Linked DNA regions of Homo sapiens: region 1 is linked to region 2. A link is an interaction called in ENCODE POLR2A ChIA-PET data of the cell type or tissue named here. Cell type or tissue: PC-9. All regions are shown on one strand. Each heading gives the region's core, and the rest is flanking DNA. Links, peaks and the distances in the headings are about the cores only.

Region 1 (6,285 bases), core at 1,340-5,339, 210 kb before region 2:
CCACAGGCACACACCACCATGCCCAGCTAATTTTTTTTTTTTTTTTGTAGAGATAAGATCTTACTGTGTTGTCAAGGCTGGTCTCAAACTCATGGCCTCAGGTGATCCTCCTGCCTCAGCCTTCTAAAGTGCTGGGATTACAGACGTGAGCCACTGCGCCCAGCTGGAAATGGGAGTTTTTTAAGTGTCCAGGATTATAATATTTGGTCACATATCAGTGCCGGAGCACTCATAGAAATGCACACATACTGAGGTCACAGGAACTAACTGCTTTAGACATGTTACCCCAGCCAAGCCCCCAACAACCTCGTGAGAGAGATACTATTCCTATCCCCATTTCACAGATAACAGGCTCAGCTGTCAAGCAGGTCACCCAGCTGGGAAGTGGCGGAGCCCAGCTGCAAAGTCAGGGCTGCTGAAGGGGAGAGAGGTGGCCGTGTGCCCAGCTGTGAGCAGGCTAGAGGTGCTGGGGGACAGTCTGGGTGTGCACAGAAGCAGCTCCCGAGCTCTCGGTGCTAATGTGAGGATGAAAGGCCCCCACCCTGCTGCTGCCCAGTGGGAGAGCCTGACGCTCAAGTTGGCGATGAGCCTTGCAGGCTGGGCCTGGATGTGTGTCTGAAACAGGGAGCCTTTTCAGGTGGGGAGGCGCCCTGGCTGAAGCCCTCAAATGCAGAGTCACGGGGCCGGGCGCAGTGGCTCACGCCTGTAATCCCAGCACTTTGGGAGGCAGAGGTGGGTGGATCACAAGGTCAAGAGATTGAGACCATCCCGGCCAACATAGTGAAACCCCATCTCTACTAAAAATACAAAAAATTAGCCGGGCGTGGTGGCGAGTGCCTGTAATCCCAGCTACTCGGAAGGCTGAGGCAGGAGAATAGCTTGAACCCGGGAGGCGGAGGTTGCAGTGAGCTGAGATCGTGCCATTGCACTCCAGCCTGGGCAAAAAGAGCAAAAGTCTGTCTCAAAAAAAAAAAAAAATGCAGAGTCACAGAACAGGAAAGGGGCTGCCCACCTGAGGTCAGGTCCCCAGACCTTGGCTGAGCACCGCCCTGGGCTCATAAAGAACCACTGTGCAGTGCCGCGTGATGAGTGCTCCCCCCATACCCAGCGCAGGGAACCTGGGGAGAGAGTGGCTGGTTCTGCCCTGGGGGTCGGGGCCAGCCGCAGGGAGCTGGCAGCCAAGCTGGGCCTTACGCGCTGAGTCATGGCTCTCATCATAAAGGCTTCATTCAGAGACACGGCCACAGGCGGCCCCAGCGCTCACCATCCCTGGTCCTCACAACCGGCCCAGGATGAATCCCAGCCGCACACCAGGGATACACCTGCGCACAGGAAGACATGGTCCCTTCTCTCAAAGAATTGCGGTCTGAGGGGAGAAGCAAGACCATGAACACGGAAATAAGTCAGTAGCGCCCATGCTGATAGAGAAAGTGCATCAAGAAGGCGAAGCAGAAGGGAAGACAGGGATGGCCATGGTGGGGGTTTTTCTCTAGGAAGAGGGCCTCATGCAGGAGGTGACGTGAGCCGAGCCAGACAGAAGTGAGGGATGGAGGCCAGGCATGGTGGTTCATGCCCGTAATCCCAGTACTTTGGGAGGCTGAGGAGGGTGGATCTCTTGAGGTCAGGAGTTCGAGACCAGCCTGGCCAACATGGTGAAACCCCATCTCTACTAAAAATACGAAAATTAGCTGGGCGTGGTGGCAGGCACCTGTAGACCCAGCTACTCAGGAGGCTGAGGCAGGAGAATCGCTTGAACCTGGGAGGTGGAGGTTGCAGTGAGCCGAGATTATGCCACTACACTCCAGCCTGAGCAACAGAGCAAGACTCGTCTCAAAAAAACAAAAAAGAAAAAAGAAGTGAGGGATGGAGGCACGTGAGGTGGGGGAGTGGGAAAGAGCTTGGCTGTTTGGTGGCTGAGTGATGGGAAGGTGGAATGGAATGGAAGGAGGACCCGGGCAGAGGTTCTGAGAGCACAAGCAAGGAGTCTGCACAAGAGGCCAGGCAAGGGCTTTTAGCTGGGAAATGACAAGACCTGCCTGATGTTTTAAAAATATCCCTGGCCAGTCACAGTGGCTCACGCTTATAATCCCAGCACTTTGGGAGGCTGAGGCAGGTGGATTGCTTGAGGCCAGGAGTTCAAGACCAGCCTGGACAACAAAGCAAGACCCAGTCTCTACCAAAAAAAAAAAAAAAATTAGCTGGGCATGGTGGCATGTTCCTGTAGTCCTAGCTACTCGGAGGCTGAGATGGGAGCATCACTGCAGCCCAGGTGTTAGAGGCTGCATGAGCTGAGATCACGCCACTGCGCTTCAGCCTGGGCGACAGAGTGAGACTCTGTCTCAAAAAAGAGCCCCTGCAGCACCTGGAGGAAGACAGCACTGGAATCGGGAAGAGTTAGGTGGTTGCATTTGTCCAGGGAAAAGAAGGTGAGAAGGAGGCGGTCAGCTCGGCCAGGCTGCCAGGACTGCTGATGTAGGTGGAGGAAAGAGCCATCCAGGGCTATTCCATGGTCCTCACCTGAGCTCCTGCATGGAGGTTGGTGCGATTTGCTCAGCGGGCATGGAGGGAAACTTGACATTTGGGTGGTAAGCATGTTAATTTGAGCTGCCCACTGGATAGTCAGTTGAAGTCGTCTGCACACTGTGGTATGCATCCACATCCCCTTGAGGTCCAAGGCCACCTGCCAGAAGTGTTGGCTGCTGCAGACCGTCCCCAGGAGCCAAAGGGGCTGCCTTGCCCAAGATGACAGACCCATCCTGGGGCAGCCCTCATCTGAAGGCTGGTCCAGGTGGGGACACAATGATTTTGCCCCCTTGCCTCTTTCTGGGCAACTTTGAAGGACTATCTTGGCTCCAGATGCCCCGGGGATCAGCTGAGGCTCATTGCAGCTGCAATGCAATCCACTTCTCCCTCTGCCCATCCTGCATCCCTTGTGCCCTCACAGGCCAAGCCCTAAGACATTCCCCAGTCAACTTCCTCACAGGCAATTGGATGCATTTAGTTCGGAGCTCCAGGAAGAGGTCTAGGCTGGGTGGCAACAATGTGGGGTGGGGACATCAGCACTGGTGGAATTTAAAGTCTCAGGCTAGGTGAGAAGGGAAGAGGATTGAAGCACAGAGCATGCCAACCTTGAGAGCTGAGGAGGTTGGAGGGGTGGTGCCCTGGAACCAAGCTAAGAAAGGTTTAAAGGGACCAGGTGCGGTGGCTCACACCTGTAATCCCAGCACTTTGGGAGGCCGAGGAGGGTGGATCACTTAAGGTCAGGAGTTTGAGACCAGCCTGGCCAATATGATGAAACCCATCTCTACTGAAAATACACAAGTTAGCCAGGTGTGGTGGTGCATGCCTGTAGTTCCAGCTACTCGGGGCTGAGGCAGGAGATTCACTTGAACCTGGGAGACAGAGGCTTCAGTAAGCTGAGATTGCGCCACTGCACTCCAGCCTGGGGGACAGAGCTAGACTCCATCTCAAAAAAAAAAAAAAAAGAGAGAAAGTGTTTAAAGGAGAGATCCGGTGCCTGTAATCCCATCTACTTGGGAGGCTAAGGCAGGAGAATAGCTTGAACCCGGGAGGTGGAGGTTGCAGTGAGCCAAGATTGCACCACTGCACTCTAGCCTGGGCACGACAGAGCGAAACACTGTCTCAAAAAACAAAACAAAACAAAACAAAACAAAACAAAAAACAAAAAAAAAACAGAGATTCACCTCACCAGGTGCTATGAGGATTGTTAAGGTAAGATGAGGACCCGTGACACTCTAGTTAGTTCATTTCAACCGCTGTGGTGTTCAGGGAGGAACTTGAAGGAACGTTTAAAGCCAGGGGCATAATGTGGTGAGGAGAGGAACTCATAGAGAAGGAGAAATGGATGATTCAGAAGGGGAGGGCAGGAGCAAAACCTTGAAGGGGATGGGGTCCAGGGCCCACATGGAAGGGTCCATCTGTGAATAATGCTTTGTATCAAGAAGAAGGCAGAGTAGAGGCACCTGTGCAGGTTGGTGTGTAGAGCTGGTGGGGAGGTCACTGGGCATGGTCACTGGCTGTGAGTGAGTGGTGGGAAGCAGTGCTGGAGATGAGAAGACAAGAAGAGAGGAGAGTCAGCTTAACCTGCAAGTCTCCCAGCTGCAAAGGGCACTGGTGCGCTTCAAACCTGACTCTGGGCTTCATTCACTGGAAAAAGCACAAAGAAAGACATTCTAAGCTGTCAAGACGTGGTAGGTTCAGCAAATAATACTAGTTACAGTAAAAAGATGTGAGCTGTTGCTACGCTTAAGCATTCGTCGTGCATTCTTTCATTTAACAAGCCATCCCTCAAAACCCCTGTGACACAGATACAGTTGGTCCTTATTACTTGCACATTCTGTATTTGCAAATTTGCCTGCTTGCTGAAATTCATTTGTAACACCAAAATCAATACTCGCAGAGCCTTTGTGATCATTTGCAAACATTCTCACGGTGGTGAAGATGTGAGTTGCCCAACGTGCATGTTCCCAGCTGAGGTCAAACAAGGCGACAAGCGGCCTTCTTGTTTCAGCTCTCATACTGTAAACAAGTGTCCTCTTCACGGTCTAGTTAGTGCCACGTTTTCTGCATTTTTGTGTGGTTTTTTTTTTTTTTGGCGATTTTGCTATTTGAAATGGCCCCCAAAGGCTGTCTAGTGTTCCTAAATGCAAGAAGGCTGGGACGTGCCTTGTGGAGAAAATAACGACTGAGTGTTAGATAAGCTTTGCCCAGGCATGAGCTACAGTGAGTTCAATGTTAATGAATCAACAATATGTATTAAATATAGTGTCTTTAAACAGAGACATGCTTAAAACAAGGTTATGCATTGATCGTTTGATGAAAATGTTGTGATCAGAGGCTCACAGGAATTGAACCAGTATTTCCCCTAGGGGCAATGGTTCAGTATTCACGATTCTGTGTTTGTAGTGACTTCATAGAGCATAACTACTGCAAATAATGAGAATCGACTGAACTTTTTTTTTTTTTTTTTTTTTTTTTTTTTTGATACGGTGTCCTCCTCTGTCACCCAGGCTGGAGTGCAGTGGTGCAATCTTGGCTCACTGCAATGTCTGCCTCCTGGGTTCAAGTGATTCTCCTGCCTCAGCCTCCCAAGTAGCTGGGATTACAGGCACGTGCCATCACGCCCAGCTAATGTTTGTATTTTTAGTAGAGACGGGATTTCACCATGTTGGCCAGGCTGGTCTCAAACTCCTAACCTCAAGGGATCCACCCACCTCGGGCTCCCAAAGTGCTGGGATTATAGGTGTGAGCCACCGTGCCTGGCCTCGTGTGTACTATTAACTCTGTTGGTCACATAAGAAACCAAGGCTAAGAGACTAGACGAGCTACAGGTAGTAATAGCAGAGCTGGGGCTGAAACCTGGGCTGGTGGGGCACTAGGGGGCTTCACCCCATGAATGTGGCCTTGTGATCCAGTGGGGACCACAGGGGACCTGGCCTGGAAGAAAGGTTTCTTTTTTAGGGCACCCCATGAGCAGCCTGCCTCCCCACTGCACTGGCCTCTCCAGTTTCTACGTGAACACAGAAGCTCCTTCAGCCCTCCTGGGCTGCAGCCACAGAGCTGTTGCTGGGCCGTGGTTTTCCCCTAAGTGGGTGGAACAGTGGCTCCGTGTCCAGAGGCCGGGCACCTTTGGTTTTCCTTTGCCCAGCCCAGCCCTGGCAGGGGAGGCACAAAGGAGGCATCTGTGACTGAGCACGGAGGCCAGCCAGTCTCCCGACACCAGCCCATCCGGTCTGCTGTGGCCTCCTGTTTATTCAGGGGATAAACTTGGGCAGGCCCCAGGGAGCCGCCCTCTCCCCAGCCCCACCACCTTCTCCACAGGGCAGAGTCTGCAGCCCTTCTTCTGTCTTTTGTGGGGTAGCTTGCGTGTTGTGGTTTGGGATACTTCTTCATCCCAGCATCACTGAGATAATTTAGGAGACAATTGCGGGGGACTCTGCTTTCAGAGTGGAGTTACAAGCCCTTCAGTGTGTGTCCTTCCAACCCCAGAACAGACTCAGAGTCGTCATCGTCCACTGTCATCCCGCCTCTCAGGAGGCCGCTAAATCTGAGACTAATGGCTGCCACCTGGAGTGTTCCTCAGGCAGGGAGCAACCACACGACTGTGAGGAGGGGGCACTTACCTGGTGGGGGGCTCAGTGCTCCCCTGTGGGGCTGAGGAAGGAGCCTGGGCTTGGGGAGAAGCTGGGTGCTCCCCGCCCACCCTCCTTGACCCATCAGATATAGATGAGAAGCCACGGCTGGGAGGGTGCGAAGCTGACAGCA
Region 2 (6,285 bases), core at 832-4,831:
CTCATGCAGTGTATCTGCACCAAAAGTGATGAACAATGAATGTCTAGCAGCTTTCTTGTTAAGCCAGAATACTAGAAATAGCCCAGATCTCCAAAAATAGTAAATCAGATAAATGAATTGTAGCATATTCATAAATGGAATGCCATATAGCCATGGAAATCGACAAACTATAGCTATATGCAACAACATAAATGAAGCTTACAAATATAATTTTGAACAAACAATACAAAAGAATACATTTAGAATAATTCAATTTCTTTTATATATATATGTCAAAATATGCAAAATGAATGTATCTTGTTTAGAGGTGAATACATAGGAGAGATGATAAGCAAATGAAAAGCAAGAAAAATATTATCTTGAAAGTCAGGATAGTAGTTATTTCTGGGAAGAGGGAGGGGGTTGTCAATGGAAAAGGTACATAAGGGGGCGTCTTGGAGTGCTGGTAATATTCTAGGTGTTCAAGACCAAAGAGCCTCTTACCCCTGGCCAATGACTGTGGTTAGGGGAACTCCTTAAGCTGATTGACTTAAATCTAGAGTGCTGAACCAATCCCTGGCAAGAGAAGTGAGATTATTTAAATTTAGATCAACCCAGGTCCATCCCTAAAACTGTGGTGGAATGGGCTGCCCCTGAGGCACACAGACCACTTGGGAAAAGAGTGGATATCTGAATAAAATCATAGTTCTTTTAAGAAGAAGGAGGAAATAAATGCTGAGAAGGTACCCACCCACATCAACTGTAACCCTAATTCAGCTGCTGTGATTAAATATTCACAGTTACCATTCCCGGCACTACCCACACTGGACCCCAGAACCCTTTTATACCACCCCACCACAAGGCATGGGGGTCTTTGTGTTACTCCCTCAGGATTATAGGGTCCAGGTAAGAGCCTGGACACAGTTGAGTCCAGGTCATTGGCACTCCCCATGTGTCAGGAAGGAGAGGAGAGGAACATCTTTCCTTATTTAGTTCTCTTATTCAAAGAGGGTTCTGCTTCCCATCTGTTCTGGGATTCCCCTGAAATAGGAGAGGCATTCGAATGCCAGGTAGTCAGTGGGGGTTGGGGAAGAAGGAAGAACACCCTTTGATTGACAAACCCTGTCCAGATCCATTCCTCCCTTCGCCCCGCCAACAGCCTTGTATGGTAGATATGGGTGTCACTATTTCCATTGGCAGACAAGGAAACTGAGTCAATGTAAATACCTTGACCAAGTTCATACAGCTAATAAATGGCAAAACTCAAACTTACATCCACCGCTTTGACTCTGAAGCTGATTCTCTGCCCACAGCCTCAGGCTGCCTCCTATTAAAGAGCTTCAGATTATTAATAATGGGAGCAGGTTTGATTGGGAGAGCAAGTGGTTTCTCAGGAAATGTCTCAGAGATGGGAGGCTGGGTCACATTCTACCCAGGACCTTCCTGGAAACTTCAGTCCTCAGGAGGCTGGTCCTGCCGAGTTAATGGTTGGCTATTTTGGTCTGCACTTGGCTAATCTGCAAGTCCAACCCACCCATAACCACCATCCTCACCCCCACCCATAACTCAGTATCCAGATAAAGACTGGAAGGGAGGATATTCCAGAGACTGGATATGGACTCCCTAGGGTGATCGGAATCAAAGAATCTTTCTCCAAACCAACCCATTACCCTACACAGAAATTCTCTAGCACCATGAACCCATGACTGAGCACCGCTGGGGGCAGGCACCACCTCCTCTGCCAGCTGCCCATTTGAATGTCAGGTGGCCTCCTTGTTAGAACCCCTGACTTCCATCAAGTCAAAAGCTCCCTCCATGTAATGTCCACATCCTGGTCCAGTTCTGGCCTTGTGCAGGGGGTAAGTGTCCCCAAGACATTCCTTCAGAGAGAAGAGGGAAAAAGAGGATTGGGATGAAGAGATACAGGGGTAAGGACAAGGCAGAGAAAAAAGATTTTCTTCTTCAAGGTAAAATTCTGAGTCCTGAAAGCTGCTCCCCAGACCAGAATTAAACTTAACACTTAGGCCCTGAGCTCTAGTGGATCGTGCATATCACAAACCCACAAAAATAAATAAATTGATTAACAAGTACTGGATTGCCTGTAACTCGGGATCCTGCCTCAGCCCTGGCACAGCACAGCCCCAGCCCTAAACAGCTGCTCTCATGACTAACACCGTCCAGACCCCAGGAACTGCTTCAACGCTGTTACTGTCCAAAGCTTTACCTTTAGATACCACGAAGGTTTGTGGGTTTTGCCAATGCCAAGGTTGGACACTGAGCAGAGAGGATGCAAGCAGCAGAAACACTTGAGTGAAAGAAAGAAAAGACACATGAAATAACTTGCAAAATCTTTCCTGTCACATAGCAGGAATGGGCCAGATCCTTGCATTCAATGGATCACATTTTCCAGGGGCGTTGAGTTGTTTTCTCGCTTCTTTGATGTTCCTATTAGTTGTTCTAGAGCTATTAATAAATTAATACGGCATTCTCAAGACTTGCACAAGAGTGGTTGAGGGACGCTTTGCAATCTTAAATAATTCATATTAGTCTTAGATTTGTATATATCTAGGTTTGGACATAATATACATCAGTGGTCCCCAACCTTTTTGGCACCAGGGGCTGATTTCGTGGGAGATAATTTTTCCATGGACAGGGTGTGGGAAATGGTTTCCAGATGAAACTGTTCCACCTCAGATCATCAGACATTAGGTTCTCATAAGGAGCACACAACCTAGATCCCTTGGCCAGGCACGGTGGCTCATGCCTGTAATCCCAGCGCTTTGGGAGGCCAAGGCAGGTGGATCACTTGAGGTCAGGAGTTTGAGACCAGCCTGGCCAGCTGGTGAAACCCAGTCTCTACAAAAAATACAAAAATTAACCAGGCATGGTGGCGAGCACCTATAATCCCGGCTACTCAGGAGGCTGAGGCAGGAAAATTGCTTGAACCTGGGTGGCGGAGATTGCAGTGAGCCAAGACTGTGCCATTGCACTCCAGCCTGGGCAACAAGAGCGAAACTCCGTCTCAAAAAAAAAAAAAAAAGGAGCACACAACCCAGATCCCTCACATGCACAGTTCACAATAGGGGGTTTGAGCTCCTGTGAGAATCCAGTGCCACCACTGATCTGACAGGAGATGGAGTCATGCACTAATGTGAGCAATGGGGAGTGGCTGCAAATACAGACGAAGCGTCACTCACTCTTCTGCCACTCACCTCCTGCTGTGCCACCCCATTCCTAACAGGTCATGGCCTGGGGGCTGGGGACCCCGATATACATGAAGCATGATACTAATTCTTTACATTGTCAGACCTTGAATTGCAGAATTGCAATAGCTTTTTAATAAAAATATTTAATAAGATTTAATTAAATTATCAAAAAATAAAAATGATTTTATTAAATAACTTTATTAGTTTCATATTAATGATAATTTATATTTTACCTTTAATTTTAATAGATAATTTGGAACAGGGGTCAACCAACTTTTTCTCACAGGGAAAGACAATAAACATTTTTTACTTTTCAGGACATGTGATCTCTGTTACAACTACTCAAATCTGGTGTTGTAGCAAAAAAGCGCTGTAGACAGTATGTAAAGGAATAGATGTGGCTGTGTTCCATAAATGCTTGTTTACAAAAACAGGCCCACAACCATGGACCTTATTTTGTTGATCCTTGATTTAGAAGATAAGAACTTTTTTAAAAAACAAAATCATTTTTAATTTTTTACACTCACCTCAATTTGATGAAAATACTTTTTTTTTTTTTTTTTTTGAGACAGGATCTCACTCTGTCACCCAGGCTGGAGTGCAGTGGCATGATCTCGGCTCACTGCAACCTCCACCTCCTGGGTTCAAGTGATTTTCATGCCTCAGCCTCCTGAGTAGCTGGGATTACAGGTGCGCACTACCACGCCTGGCTCATTTTTTTTTTTTTTTTTGTATTTTTAGTAGAGACTGGTTTCCCCCTGTTGGCCAGGCTAGTCTCAAACTCCTGACCTCAAATGATCCACCTGCCTCGGCCTCCCAAAGTGCTGGGATTACAGGTGTGAACCACCACATCCGGCCTGATGAAAATACTTTAAAAAATTTATTTTATTCATGCAAGTTTATGGGTTACATGAGAAAATTTGTTACATGTACCTGAAAATACATTTGAATACATTTTTTTAAGCTCATTACTACTTAGGGAGGTCAAGGTGGGAGGATCACTTGAAACCAGGAGTTTGAGACCAGACTGGGCAACAAAGAAAGACTCCATTTCTATAAAATTTTCTTTAAAAATTAGCCAGGTATGGTGGCATGTGCCACCCAGCAACTCAGGAAGCTGTGGTGGAAGGAATTTGAGGCTGAGCCAAGGAATTTGAGGCTGCAGTGAGCTATGATCATACCACTGCACTCCAGCTTAGGCAACACAGTGAGATCCTATCTCTAAAAATAATAATAATAATGATAAAGCGGATTACTGCTATCAATAGAACAGAAATTATGCAAAAATATTAATCATAACCATAATTAGTGATTTTTCTAAAAATAAGGCAGGAAGGGCCAGGTGTGGTGGCCCATGCCTATAATCCCAGCACTTTGGGAGGCTGAGGTGGGCAGATGGCTTGAGTCCAGGAGTTCGAGACCAGAGTGGGTAACATGATGAAACCCTGTCTCTACAAAAAATACAAAATTTGGCTGGGCATGGTGGCGCACGCCTGTATTTCCAGCTACTTGGGAGGCAGAGGTGGGAGGACTGCTTGAGCTGAGGGGGTGAGGGTTGCAGTGAGCTGTGATCATGCCACTGTACTCCAACCTGGGTCACAGAGCAAGACTGTGTCTCTAAATAAAGAAGGCAAGAAAACAAATTGTATGAAGAAGAAAAATAATTAGTGATTTATGTATGCTTTTGTTTTATTGCTCATCCCAATATTACTGGCCCATCAACAGAGTTTATTTATTTATTTATTTATTTTTGAGATGGAGTCTCTCTGTTGCCCAGGTTGGAGTGCAGTGGCGCAATCTCAGCTGAATGCAACCTCTGCCTCCCGGGTTCAAGTGATTCTGGTGCCTCAGTCTCCCGAGTAGCTGGGATTACAAGCACGCGCCATCATGCCCAGCTAATTTTTGCATTTTTTAGTAGAGACAGTTTTCACCATGTTGGCCATGCTGGTCTCGAACTCCTGACCTCAGGTGATCTGCCTGCCTTGGCCTCCCAAAGTGCTGGGATTACAGGTGTGAACCACTGCACCCAGCCAACAGAGTATATTTAGTCATCTAAAATAGTCTTTACAGTTAACATTTTTTATATAAGTAGAGAGAATACACTCTAAAATAATGATAAGTAGCATAATAAATACATAAACTAGTAACATAGTAGTTTATTATCATTATCGAGTATCAGGTACTGTACCTAATTTTTTTTTTTTTGAGACAGTGTCTCACTCTGCACTCTGTCACTTTGTCATCTAGGCTGTAGTGCAGTGGTAGGATCATGGCTCACTGCAGCTACTTCCCAAGTAGCTGGACTTAGGAAGCATGGTAGCATGCCACCATGCCAGTCTAGTTTTTATTTTTTGTAGACACAGGGTTTCACCACATTGCCCAGGCTGGTATTAAACTCCTGGCCTTAAGTGATCCACCCGCCTTGGCCTCCCAGAGTGCTTTGATTACAGGCGTGAGCCACCATGCCCAGCCTGTACATGTTATACTCATATGACTGGCAGTGGAGTAGGTTTGTTTATACCAGCATCACCACAAACATTTGAGTAATGCATTGCACTGTGACATTATGATGGCTACAACATCACTAGGCAATAGGAATTTTCCAGCTCCATTGTAATTGCAATGGGGCCACCATGGTATATGTGGTCTATTGTTGATTATGATGTCATTATGTGGTGCACAACTATAGTACCTTCCATGTAAGGTTGCTATGAGGATTCAGTGAGATTGAAATACTGTAAGGAAGGAACTTACACTTCCCGTCACAGATGCAAAATGTCAGCTGATGCCATGGATAAAGATGTTACTAAATATGTTGCCCAGCATTAAAAAGGAATAAGGATGCAAATTGCAGAACAATGTGTACAGTATTCTACTTTTTTTATTTTTTTTGAGACGGGGTTTCATTCTTGTTGCCCAGGCTAAAGTACAATGGCATGATCTCGGCTCAGTGCAAACTCCACCTCCCGGGTTCAAGCAATTATCCTGCCTCAGCCCCCCGAGTAGCTGGGATGACAGGCATGCGCCACCACGCCTGGCTAATTTTGTATTTTTAGTAGAGATGGGGTTTCTCCATGTTGATCAGGCTGGTCTCAAACTC

The links. ChIA-PET counts read pairs that join two places held together with the same protein. Peaks named below come from ENCODE experiments on the same cell type or tissue, not always from the same donor. Only the 100,000 strongest peaks of a DNase experiment are listed, where the experiment ranks them.
Region 1: POLR2A ChIA-PET joins it to region 2 with 5 read pairs; 3 of 35 experiments call an interaction of 5 or more read pairs at or near these places.

Annotation. Positions count from the first base shown.
Region 1 is chr17:31,471,200-31,477,484 of GRCh38, forward strand. The region is part of intron 3 of RAB11FIP4 (RAB11 family interacting protein 4); the gene reads left to right. Among named protein-coding and RNA genes, the nearest start is that of MIR4724, 61 kb to the right of the region's middle. RefSeq lists an enhancer at 5,128-5,944. In PC-9, for the core only: no CTCF peak of the experiment used is centred there; no DNase peak of the experiment used is centred there.
Region 2 is chr17:31,684,569-31,690,853 of GRCh38, forward strand. No RefSeq gene overlaps it. Among named protein-coding and RNA genes, the nearest start is that of MIR365B, 110 kb to the left of the region's middle. In PC-9, for the core only: no CTCF peak of the experiment used is centred there; DNase peaks (open chromatin) are centred at 3,123 and 4,363.